2 separate regions of the Homo sapiens genome follow, and region 2 is linked to region 1. The links are chromatin loops, found by intact Hi-C in ENCODE. Cell type or tissue: CD4-positive, alpha-beta T cell. All regions are shown on one strand. Each heading gives the region's core, and the rest is flanking DNA. Links, peaks and the distances in the headings are about the cores only.

Evidence for each region. A loop is a pair of places that touch in the nucleus more often than their neighbours do. Peaks named below come from ENCODE experiments on the same cell type or tissue, not always from the same donor. Only the 100,000 strongest peaks of a DNase experiment are listed, where the experiment ranks them.
Region 2: a loop joins it to region 1, with 8 times the contacts of the local background. A loop is called at or near these places in 3 of 110 quality-filtered maps.

The regions. Positions count from the first base shown.
Region 1 is chr14:67,164,395-67,169,771 of GRCh38, reverse strand. It overlaps GPHN (gephyrin), which reads right to left. Exons shown (of 23, transcript NM_020806.5): 20 at 4,546-4,610; 21 at 736-839. The region is part of intron 1 of LOC105370538 (a long non-coding RNA gene); the gene reads left to right. Among named protein-coding and RNA genes, the nearest start is that of GARIN2, 22 kb to the left of the region's middle. RefSeq lists an enhancer at 593-1,792. In CD4-positive, alpha-beta T cell, for the core only: CTCF peaks have their summits at 2,916 and 3,121; a DNase peak (open chromatin) is centred at 3,221.
Region 2 is chr14:67,569,021-67,574,397 of GRCh38, reverse strand. It overlaps PLEKHH1 (pleckstrin homology, MyTH4 and FERM domain containing H1), which reads right to left. Exons shown (of 29, transcript NM_020715.3): 8 at 5,182-5,260; 9 at 4,386-4,477; 10 at 2,496-2,646; 11 at 2,121-2,263; 12 at 1,012-1,122; 13 at 511-597; 14 at 1-156. It also overlaps a transcript of GPHN not described here. Among named protein-coding and RNA genes, the nearest start is that of PIGH, 29 kb to the left of the region's middle. RefSeq lists an enhancer at 2,752-2,931. In CD4-positive, alpha-beta T cell, for the core only: CTCF peaks have their summits at 2,731 and 2,933 (motif pointing right); a DNase peak (open chromatin) is centred at 2,927.

The DNA.
Region 1 (5,377 bases), core at 98-5,097:
TTGCTCTTCCTGTCAACTAATCATAGCATTCTGCCATATTTGAATTTACTTCGGAACACTTGGAAAGTAATGGTTTGGTACTGTAGTTTATACTGCTAAGAACATTATTCATTAGTCACAGAGAAAGTGTATAACATAATTAGTTGAGTAGTAGTAAATCACATTGAAGTTAGTGTTGGTGGAGAAGGAGACCTAATTTCCAGGTGACTTTTACCATGGTATATTTCTCAGCCTTAGCAGTTCTCTTCTAAACAATATGGTTACCCTTTCCCTGAATCACCAGGGTCTCTTTGTAGTCCTTTGTCTTCTTCTGAATTGTTTAAAATTTATCGTTGAAGTCACAGAAAAAGTGAGCAGGTTAATTGCTGTCCCTCTGAGTTTGCATGGGGAAAAGAAAATTCTCCCTTGTTCCAGACAGGTCTAGTGTTAGGGTAGAGCCAGATATATCCTATTGACTGTTTTGTCCTTAAGTATCACTCAAGTTTTTAAGCCGTGCTCTCTGGACTCGTATATGGACTTCTATCTGGAGAAAATGATTCACTTTAGAAGTCATGAAGTAGGAGAATTAAAGGGACCCTTTCTCCTACATTTTCTAGTACACAGGGGGAGAATATAATCACATTTTCCATCAAAACTAATAGAAAACTCTAGATGTTTATTTTGGACAGTTAGGAAATCATATCCCTAACTGTTACCAGGCTTCCATTTTGGTTTCTGGTCATTAGAAAGCATTACCCTTGCTTTGATGATGGTTGGCCGAGGATCCAAGATGCCCTGCATTTTCCTCAGTGCAGGCACAACAAAGAGATTGCAGGTGACCACAGCCGATACAGGATTCCCTGAAAGTCAACCAAGCAGTTATTTATAATACACTGTGTAACAATTTGCCAAATAATTATGTCTGTCTATATCTTTGGGTATCAGAATGTGACGGAAGTGACTAGGCACTATTTTTCCTCTTCTGAATCACCTTGAATCCAACCAGAACAGAGGTATAGTCAACTAAATGCCACAGGGGGTGTAAACATTTGCGTCTTTCAGTAAAATGGAGAATTCTGCTGCCCAGAAGCTGTTTAACGCCATTTATTTCCGCTTTCCTGAGAGCCAGCTGAAAGCCATTACTAATCTTATTATCAAGATTACTCATTACTAATCTTGTTTTAAAGCCGTTTACAAGTTTTATATATCTATTTGCTATTTTTTAAGCATTTAAAAATTACTATAGTATTACAAGCTTGGTTCCCAAACTGAGAAAACATAGATAAGCATAAGGAAACTTATTTATAATCTTCTCTACCTGGATATTTCTTTAAATTAAAAAAAAACACCAAATGATTTAAGAAGTGTTTTAAGGACCTGAAGATGAATACTGTTATGGATTGAATTCATATGATAAAGCTATAACTCCAATATGATTGACTATATTTGGAGATAGGGCCTTTAAGGAGGTAATTAAGGTAAATAAGGTCATAAAGATGTGGCCGTAATCCAATAGGACTGGTGCCCTTATAAAAAGAGGAAGAGACACCAGGAGTCTGCACACATACAGGAAAGATCATGTGAAGACACAGTGAAAAGGTTGCTGTCTACAAGCCAGGGAGAGAGGCCTCACCAGAAGCCAACCTTGCTGGCACCTTGATTTTGGACTTCCAGCTTCCAGAACTGTAAGAAAATACATTTCTGTTGTTTCAGCTACCCAGTCTATGGTATTCTGTCATGGCAGCCTGAGCAGACTAATACAAATACCACATTCTTTTAAAGTTATGAGAAGAATTTGAGGAATTCCACTATATCACTCCAAGAAGAAATCTAGGTGTGTCGTACACTTCAAAGGAGGAAGGGTGGGCTGTGAAGAAGCAAACAACCACTGGGCTGTAAATAACAGATTTGATTTCTTGTGTGGCATTATTATCTAACCAAGCTGTCTGATCTTGGCAAGTTCCAAAGTTTTTTGAGTCTAACTTTACTCATCTATGAAATGAAAGGTTTGGACTACATGATTCTCAAGATCTCTTCTGGTTCTAAAATTTCAGTTGTTTTAATACTTTTATACAGTTCTATGTAAGCATGAATGTATAACCTGGAGTGGGGAATGGGCTACTAGATTTTTAGGTTCCCTTGGCATGGCTAAACACTGCTTATTGCATCATCAAGTCAAAAGGCAATGGTCAGTTTAGCCTATTATTAGCTATAATCATACCTCCAATTCTCTTCTACCTGCAAAAGTGCTTAAGAATAGATTTTTTAAGGTGCAAAAAGTGACAAGTGATACTAATAGTTTCGATGGAAAAATGAGTTGCCCACAGAATAGCAGACTCTTAAAAAGAATCAATTACTTTCCCTTGCTTCAAAATACAAGTAGATAGAATATTTTTTTCTGGAAAAGCAAAAAAACCCCAAACCAACAAATAAAAAAGCCATTGTAAATCAAGGATTATAAAATCCATGTAATACTACCACTTTATAACATTACTGTATAAAAAATGAAGTGCTCTAATTATTTTAGAGGCAGGGTCTTGCTATGTACGAAAAAGGACTGGAAGGACTGATATAAAAAACTTGTAATAGTGGTTTATCCATATGTGGGTGTTGGGGGATTATGGTTAACACTTTTTTATGCTTATCTATATTTTCTGATTTTTACAATAGTGAGCATGTGTCACTCTAGCAATGTTAAAAATGTCCAAAAAAACAAGTAAATATACAAAACTTTGATTTAAAACTTGTCGAGATTAGGGATGGCTTTAAACGCATGGCCTACAGGAAAGCAGAAATACACTTTTGAAATTGAAAATCCTTGTAAAGCTGCGCATGGTGGCTCATGCCTGTAATCCCAAAACTTTGGGACGCTGAGACAGGTGGATGGCTTGAGCTCAGAAGTTGAGACCAGCCCGGGCAACATGGTGAAACCCCGTCTCTACAAAAAATACAAAAATTAGCCAGGGGTGGTAGCAAGCGCCTATAGTCCCAGCTACCTGGGAGGCTGAGGTGGGAGAACGGCTTGAGCCTAGGAGGCAGAGGTTGCAGTGAGCTGAGATCGCGCTGCTGCACTCCAGCCTGGGCGACAGAGCCAGACCTTGTCTCAAAAACAAACAAACAAACAAACAAAAAACACAAAACACAAAAAACAAACAAAACCAATAACAACAAAAACAAGAAAGAAAATCCTTGTAAATGGAACCACTTTGCACATTCTACAATCTGAACATGTGAGTTTCTGCTGCCCTCTGTTGGTTCACTCAGGCTGAGCAGATAAGGTTTCAAATTAAAAGTAGGAATTTGAAAACAGGTTTTAATTTTATAACATCTTTGGCATAATGGTGAAATAGGCTCCCACAGTAACATTCTTTGTTATAATATCACTGATGGTCTGTAGGTTAAGTCATATCTTCCGTAGACAAAAGAGGCTCTTCCAGGCTAAATGAAGCTAGGAAAAGGAGCACATTTCTTTATACAATGGCTATCAGAGCATCCAAGGAATTATGAAAGGTCCTAAGGCGTTTCATGTTACAGATACATTCTGAGGACTATTTTACTTAAATGTTCTCTCTCTGAAAATTTTCTACATGATAGAAATCTAATCTCTTTTATGCTTATAGATAGGGGCTTAAAATGTTTTCAAAGTTTAACATTTTTCTGCCTGCTTCCATTTCTTTACATTTCCATTTTGAGATATACTTGACCTAAAAAACAAACAAAGATCCAAAAGCCATGAGATTTGTAAATCTTAAAGAAATAGGTTATTTTCTAAAGGAATCTGTGCCAAAAAATAGAGAACTGAACAGAATGATCAGAAGATAATTTTAAAGTTAAAAAAAAGATGCACAATAAATTATTTTAAAATTTATCAAGATTCACCATGACTTTATATAACCCCAAATCACAAAAAATTTGAATTTGAAAATCATCGTGAACTGAACCTGCTTTGCTCTTTCTATAATCTGAACATGTGAGTTTCTGCTCACGTTGGGACAAGGGTGGGAGTGGGGAAGTTGTAGACTGATGATGAGTAGGATTTGGCTGAGAAGCACTAGTTCCAGTAGCCTGGCCTTTCCTCTTCCCCCTCCCCTCAACCAGCCCAAATCTGGCAAGGACCAGAGGCAGCTTTGTATTTTTTGATTTGGTATTTGCTTGGGTGACTCAAGGCATTTTGGCCTCTAGAGCACAATACTTCTGGTTATGAGAGGTATTCGGCTGCTAACTTCGACCAATTTCCTGTAAGGAAAAAGCAGGTGCTCCAGAAAGATCTAGTGACAGCTAACACTTGATGATCATCTTAGGATTTGGAATGTGCTTTGATAGGATTTGGAATGTGCTTTGATATATATTATCTAATCTGACTTTCACACCAACCCTATGAAGTAGATATTAGTCTTATTTTATAGGTGAAGAAACTTCCTAGAGAGGTTAAGTGATTGGTCGTTTAGAAAAGCTGAGACTTGAGCCCAGGTCTTTCAGATTTCAAACCAGGTGGTCACATGAGAAGTCCAAAAAATTTTGGCTATTTTTCCAGAAAAAGGAAAGGAAACAATTTGTTATTCTTACCAGGTAGTGCAAAGATTATTTTTCTTACACCATCAATATCCAAAGTTGCAAATGTTGTTGGCAAGCTAGAAGAAAAAAAGAGTCACTTGTTAGTGATTGCTAAGCAATATGATGAATACATTAAGTACTCCAGTGTTTTTGTAATCCATACACTTATCATATAAAAAACACTTTTCTGTTGACTTGCCTTTACATCTTTATACTCTGAAGTATTCCACAGACACTTAAATAAGTTTGTTTTTAGTATTTCCTGTTTTCAAGTAACCACACTTTCTGGTTTAAAGAAAACTACTTACTTTTTTTTTTTTTCTTGCCAGTGCCATAGAAATGTACTCCAAATCTTGGAGTTTCCAAGTTTTCCCACCCCTCTAGTTAATAATGTTTATACTACTTTTGCTGGCGATTTACAACAATCATTCTTAAAAGCAGAAGACTGGCCAGGCATGGTGGCTCACACCTGTAATCCCAACACTTTGGGAGGCTGAGGGGGGTGGATCACTTGAGGTCAGGAGTTTGAGACCAGCCTGGCCAACATGGTGAAACCCTGTCTCTACTAAAAATACAAAAATTTGCCAGGCATGGTGGTGTGCGCCTGTAATCCCAGCTACTCGGGAGGCTGAGGCAGGAGAATCGCTTGAACCTGGGAGGCAGAGGTTGCAGTGAGCTGAGATGGCCACTGCACGCCAGCCTGGGCGACAGAGCAAGACTCCATCTCAAAAAAAAAGAAAGCAGATTACCTGATAATATGTCTATCAGACAGTTGCCTATTGTTCAAAATGAGTATTTTTTAACCTTTTTCTTTCAATCCTGCTCCTTCTGTATTAGCCTTTTA
Region 2 (5,377 bases), core at 1-5,000, 400 kb before region 1:
CAGCCAGCCCTTCACGGTGGGCTTGGTGCCACCCCGAAGCAGAGCTGGAGGCCCGGTGGCCTGCACCTTCAGCAGGCTCTGGAGTACTCGGATCCACTCCTCCAGCAGGCTGGGTGAATCGGCCGTCAGGTAGTAGGTTTTCTTCTCAGAGATGAGCTGTGGAGGGCGAGATATGGGGGTGGGGCAGCACGCTGGGAGAATGGAGTAACCAGGACCTGGCTCCGAGGTGGCACCTGTCCCTGAACCCAAGGGGCTGGCCTTCTGCCTGCCCTAGTGCTCCCTCCTTTCTTTTCCTCCTCATCTTTTCCTCCCTGTCTCTCCTTCCTTCACTCCATCTCTCATATTCTGTCTCATCTTCCTTTCTTGTACTCACAAGTTAGGATCACGTCCAAATGTTGATCTGAAGTCTTTCATTCATGCTCATTTGGCCCCATCTTTGTCTCACTCACGGCCATATCCAAACCCAGCACCTCTTCTGTTTAAAATACTAGCAGCCAGGAGCGTGCTCACCTGAAACGTCTGTGAACCCTCCCCTCGAACAATTTGGCAGCGGGAGTTCAGATCCACTTGGCCTTGAGGTTTCCGGATGACATCACTCTGTAAAGAAAGTATTGGAGAGGAGAGCCACTGAATGTGGAGCCTTTCCGGAGCACCTCATTTACCCTCAGATCTTCCTCCACGTCATAAGCAAAGGGAAACATGATTCCCAGCATTCTGGCTGTGTTATGATGGGTGACTTATTCTAGATTCTGGTTATAGCTAAATGGAACCTTAATCAGGAACATGGGTCCTTCTGAGAACCTCCCTATTTCATTCTGAAACTCACGGCCAGGCTTAGGTCCCCAAGTGTGGCTCAAAGCCTCAGGGGCCCAGTGAGGTTGCCTCTCCCCACCTGCCAGACCTTTGCCCTCTGGCCTTGGGCCACATTCCCCCTCCTCCGTCCCATCTGACATAGTCCAGGGTGTGATGTGGAGACCTTTTGACTGCAGTGCTGGGCGGGGAGACTCTCACCGGGGACTTGTAGTACATAATCTGTCCCTGTCTCAGGACAAACCAGCGCCTCTTCCACGTCTTCACCTGGCTCCCCATTTTCAGCAGGTAGCCCGACTTCTCCAGTGACTCCTGAGGGGTGGAAGGGTGTAGATGAAGAAAGGGGAAATCACTCAGGGCTCCTAGACATCACACAGGTCCAAGTGGTCCAGCTGCCTCACTACTCGGTCATCAATTAAATACAAAATTATTGAGTACCTACTCAGTGTATTTTCAGAGTACCATGCCCTGCTATGGTTCAGAGAGGACTAAATAAAACATGGGTGGTCCTGCCAAGGAAGGGCTCCCATGCTAGCTGGGGAAGACCTCACTATGAGAAGGTAGCAGAGCAGGGGCTGCTAGAGGGAGAGCCTGGCCAGGGAGAGCGTCAGGAGAGAGCCGGCCCTGAGCTGGCCTTGTTAGGATAGTTCAGCCTCTCCCTCAAAGACTGAGAGGAGGAAGAAGACCATTCCAGGCAGCACAGAGCAGGGAGAGGGCAAGGCAGGTCTGGGCAACCTGGACACATCAGCCAGGCAGGACTGGAGGGTCATGGAGCCAGGGAGATGATGGGGCAGCAGAGAGGTGTGGGGCGAGGGATGCGGAATTACATCGGGAGTGGATGCTAGCCCTGGCATGTAGTGGCACAGCTTGGAGCCTCAGGCTTCTCATCCATAAGATGGGCTAATGACCCCAAGAGGATTGTGAGGACAAATGAGACAATGCCTGGAAACTGAGCACAGTGCCTGGTGCCAAGAGTTCAATAAATGTTAGCTTGCGTTAGTATTCCAGGTGATAAAACAAAGTCATATATGGAAAACTCTTCATGGGGCCTGGTGGGCCACAGTAGGCTCTCAGTAACTGGCCATTGCTGGTATTCCAGGAGCTCTCTGGGCTCCCTCCTTCCTTCCTTGTGGGGTCTGTGTGTCTGACTCCATAACTGTACACCCCCCCAGCCCACGCCCCCTGCCCCCATCCCCCAGCTCTAGGGACCCCTCACTTCAGGCAGCTACTGCCTATGTCTTGTGCTGAGGGCCCCAGCAGCCTCTGCTGCATTCTGCTTCCACCCTGCCCCCGCCCGTTTCCCGGCTCACCCCGCCCAGGCCCAGCCCGTCGGTGGAGTAGGATGAGGTGCGCTGCAGTTTGTGCTCAGGCTCTGAGTAGTCACTGTCCAGTGAGCAGGCGTCCGGGGGGATGGCGTAGTCACCCTCGGAGCTCAGTGAGGACATGGAGACGCCTTGCCGAGGGAGGAGGAGTCAAGGCCCGGGTCCCACACCTCCCCGACTCACGCAGCCCAGGAGCTGCTGAGACTTGACCACCCACCCGGGACCCGGTCTCTGGGGCTGGGGGTGGAGCTGCTGGGGGGTCACGAGCTCAGATCAAGTGGGGACGCCCATGTTCAAGTGCCCATGGGAAGAGGTGAGGGGCTCCTTGCTGCTGCACCCTGCCCCTGCTCCCCTTCTCTGTACCTCTCTTGATGGCCCGGGGGCTGCCTAGTCCGCTGGTCTTCCTGGACTCAGAGGAGGGGACCGAGATTCGGAAACTCGCCTGAGAGCTGCAGTCATCGTCAGACCCAGAGGACTCGTCCATAAAGGGCATGTTGCTGATCTGTGTAGCTCTCTGCAAGACAGGCCCCTCCCTCACTGCAGCTCAGGCTGCAAAACAGTCCTCTCCCAACCCTGCAGCTTGCACTCCTGGTCCAAGTGCCCATGGTGTGGCCAACCCCCAGCCGGGACTCTGAACAGACAACTGTCCAGTGTAAGGTCCCTCCTGGCCTCACTCCTGTGTCATGACCTCCATGCTTCTCAGGCCTCCCTTCCCACACACCATCTTCTGTGGTCCCCAAAGCAGCTGCCCATCACGACTGAATGCCTGCCCACTGTGACCCTCGCTCCTTGCCACTAGGGGGCCAGAAAGCTACACCACAGACTAAGTGTGCCATGCGAGCTTTAAAAATGTGTGGGGACGTCGCAACAATCAATGATTGCATCTCCATTGGCAAACATTTAAAGTGACTGACTATCTCAGTGTTGGTGAGAGTATGGGGAGAAGATGGGGGAAAAAACTCTAGTGTGTAAGGCATTTTTAGAAGGTAATTTGGCAGTACCTGTCAAAAATTAAAACATGTATATAATTTGCCCAGAAATCCCACCTCTAGAACTCTGTCCTACAGACACATGTAGATATAAGTTCCCAAAGATATATGTGCACAGTGATGTTCATGGCAACATTCATTTTAGAGAAAAACAGGGACACAGACTAAATTATTATTGGAGGAAAGCTTTAGGTATTAATAGTTATGGTGCTTCGATACCAAGGGTACTGGACACCTATAGAAGGAGGAGGTAGGGGCCAGGCATGGTGGCTCATGCCTGTAATCCTAGCACTTTGGGAGGCTGAGGCAGGCGGATCACAAGGTCAAGAGATCAAGACCATCCTGGCCAACATGGTGAAACCCCGTCTCTACTAAAAATACAAAAATTAGCTGGGCATGGTGGTGCGCGCCTGTAGTTCCAGCTATTCAGGAGGCTGAGGCAGGAGAATCGCTTGAACCCAGGAGGTGGAAGTTGCAGTGAGCCAAGGTTGCACCACTGCACTCCAGCCTGGCAACAGAGCCAGACTCTGTCTCGGAAAAATAAAAAGGAGGAGGTAGGGAAGGATGACCTGACACGTGGTTATTCACGTGGTTAGGGGAACAAGCAAGGCATAGAATGACATGTATATGAGCACCTTTTGTGTGCACACAGGAGACAGTGAGAGTGTGCTGCATATTTATAAATGCATCGGAAGGCCTTACTGAATAAACACTAAACCATTCATGATAGCTTCCTCTGGGCTTAGGAATTAGGGAAAAGCGACGTGAGAGGAAATTTCACTTTTGGTTTTTTATTCTTCTATAAAAAATTTTATCAAGTATTACTATTATTCAAAAACCAGTAACAGAGACAAAAATGTGTATGAAAATATTGCAATTCTATCTGATTTTTGTTTTTAAAATGTAGTGACGTTACGGGAATATAAGTTGGAATATACCTCAGTAATTCTAGAAGGAGCCCCACTGCCCTCTGGGACCTGAGGAGTGAGGCAGACATGAGAAAAGGTGGGGAGAGCTGTAAAGCGGGCATAGGCTTAACCTTCTTACCTTGTCCACGTTCATACTGATTCACATTTTTGTAAATGTGGAATTTTTATAATAACCTAATAAACAATAAAACAAAATGACACGTGCTGGGCTCAGCTCCCTGGGCAGGGTCACCATGTGCAGAAGCCTGGCCCTAGAGCCCCGCCCCAGTCATTGGATGATGAGGCCAGGGGCCTTTCCTGATGAGACACCCCCTCTTTGTGCAGCAGTTTCTTACCCCCTTCAGTGCTGTGTAGACAGGCACAGTGACATTCTTGTAGACCAGGCCAGAGAAAGACCCAGGGGAAACAAGGGCAGGAGGGCTTGAAGCTGAGCAGGGAAGAGAGGAATGAGATTACTCAAGGGCATAACCCAGGAAGGGGTGTGGGGGAAGCAGAGAACTGGGCAGATGGCATTCCCTCCAGGAGCAGGCCAGTGACAGATCTCAAGAGGGGGGCCAGGGCCCTGTTCATCTTCTCCCCTTGACTCCCTTTGGGGACCATGATCTCCATGTGGTAAAGGATCCCTCACAAAAGAATCCAAAAGCCTTACCTTTAACCATTTTTTCCTCCATGAGGCTTGCACAGTGTTCCACTGTTGCAGATGTGAGTTACAAATCATACGGCTATGGGACCACCCCACAGCCCTCGTTGTGGAGATTTGGTGGCTGGCTGGAGAGGAGCCAGTGAGTGGGGTTCATGTAAATCAGGACACTTGTGGCTCCTCCCACCCACGGCCCTGGCACTGCAGAAGCGAAGCCTGTGCAGGTGGGAGGCTGGGCTGGAGGCCCCCTCTCAGATCCCTTCCAGCTCTGTGACTGGCTACTTTCCTGTGATGGGCTGAACCTGTACGACTTCCCTTTCCCTCCTAGGTGGGACTTGCTGTGATTTCACCTGAACTTCACCTGCTGGGGAGGGGAACAGGGTAGGCCAGCCAACCCTGGCCCTGGGTGTTGCTTGGAGTCTTCTCCTCCCCGCTTGCCCACCCTGCCCACCTTGGGTGTTTGGTGCCTCCAAGCCTCACTTGGAACTCACCGCAGCATGCAGTATTACTTCTGGGAGACATATCTGAGAGCCGCATGCCCGATGTGGCCACAGCATAGATCCGGCTCTCCTGAAACAAGAGGTCTCAGGAAGCTCAGGGCCCGGCATGATGCCCATCCCACCCCCTCCAGGCATGTGCAGGAAAAAGCATGGCTTTGGGGGTGGGCAGACCTGTGGGGGGCAGTGA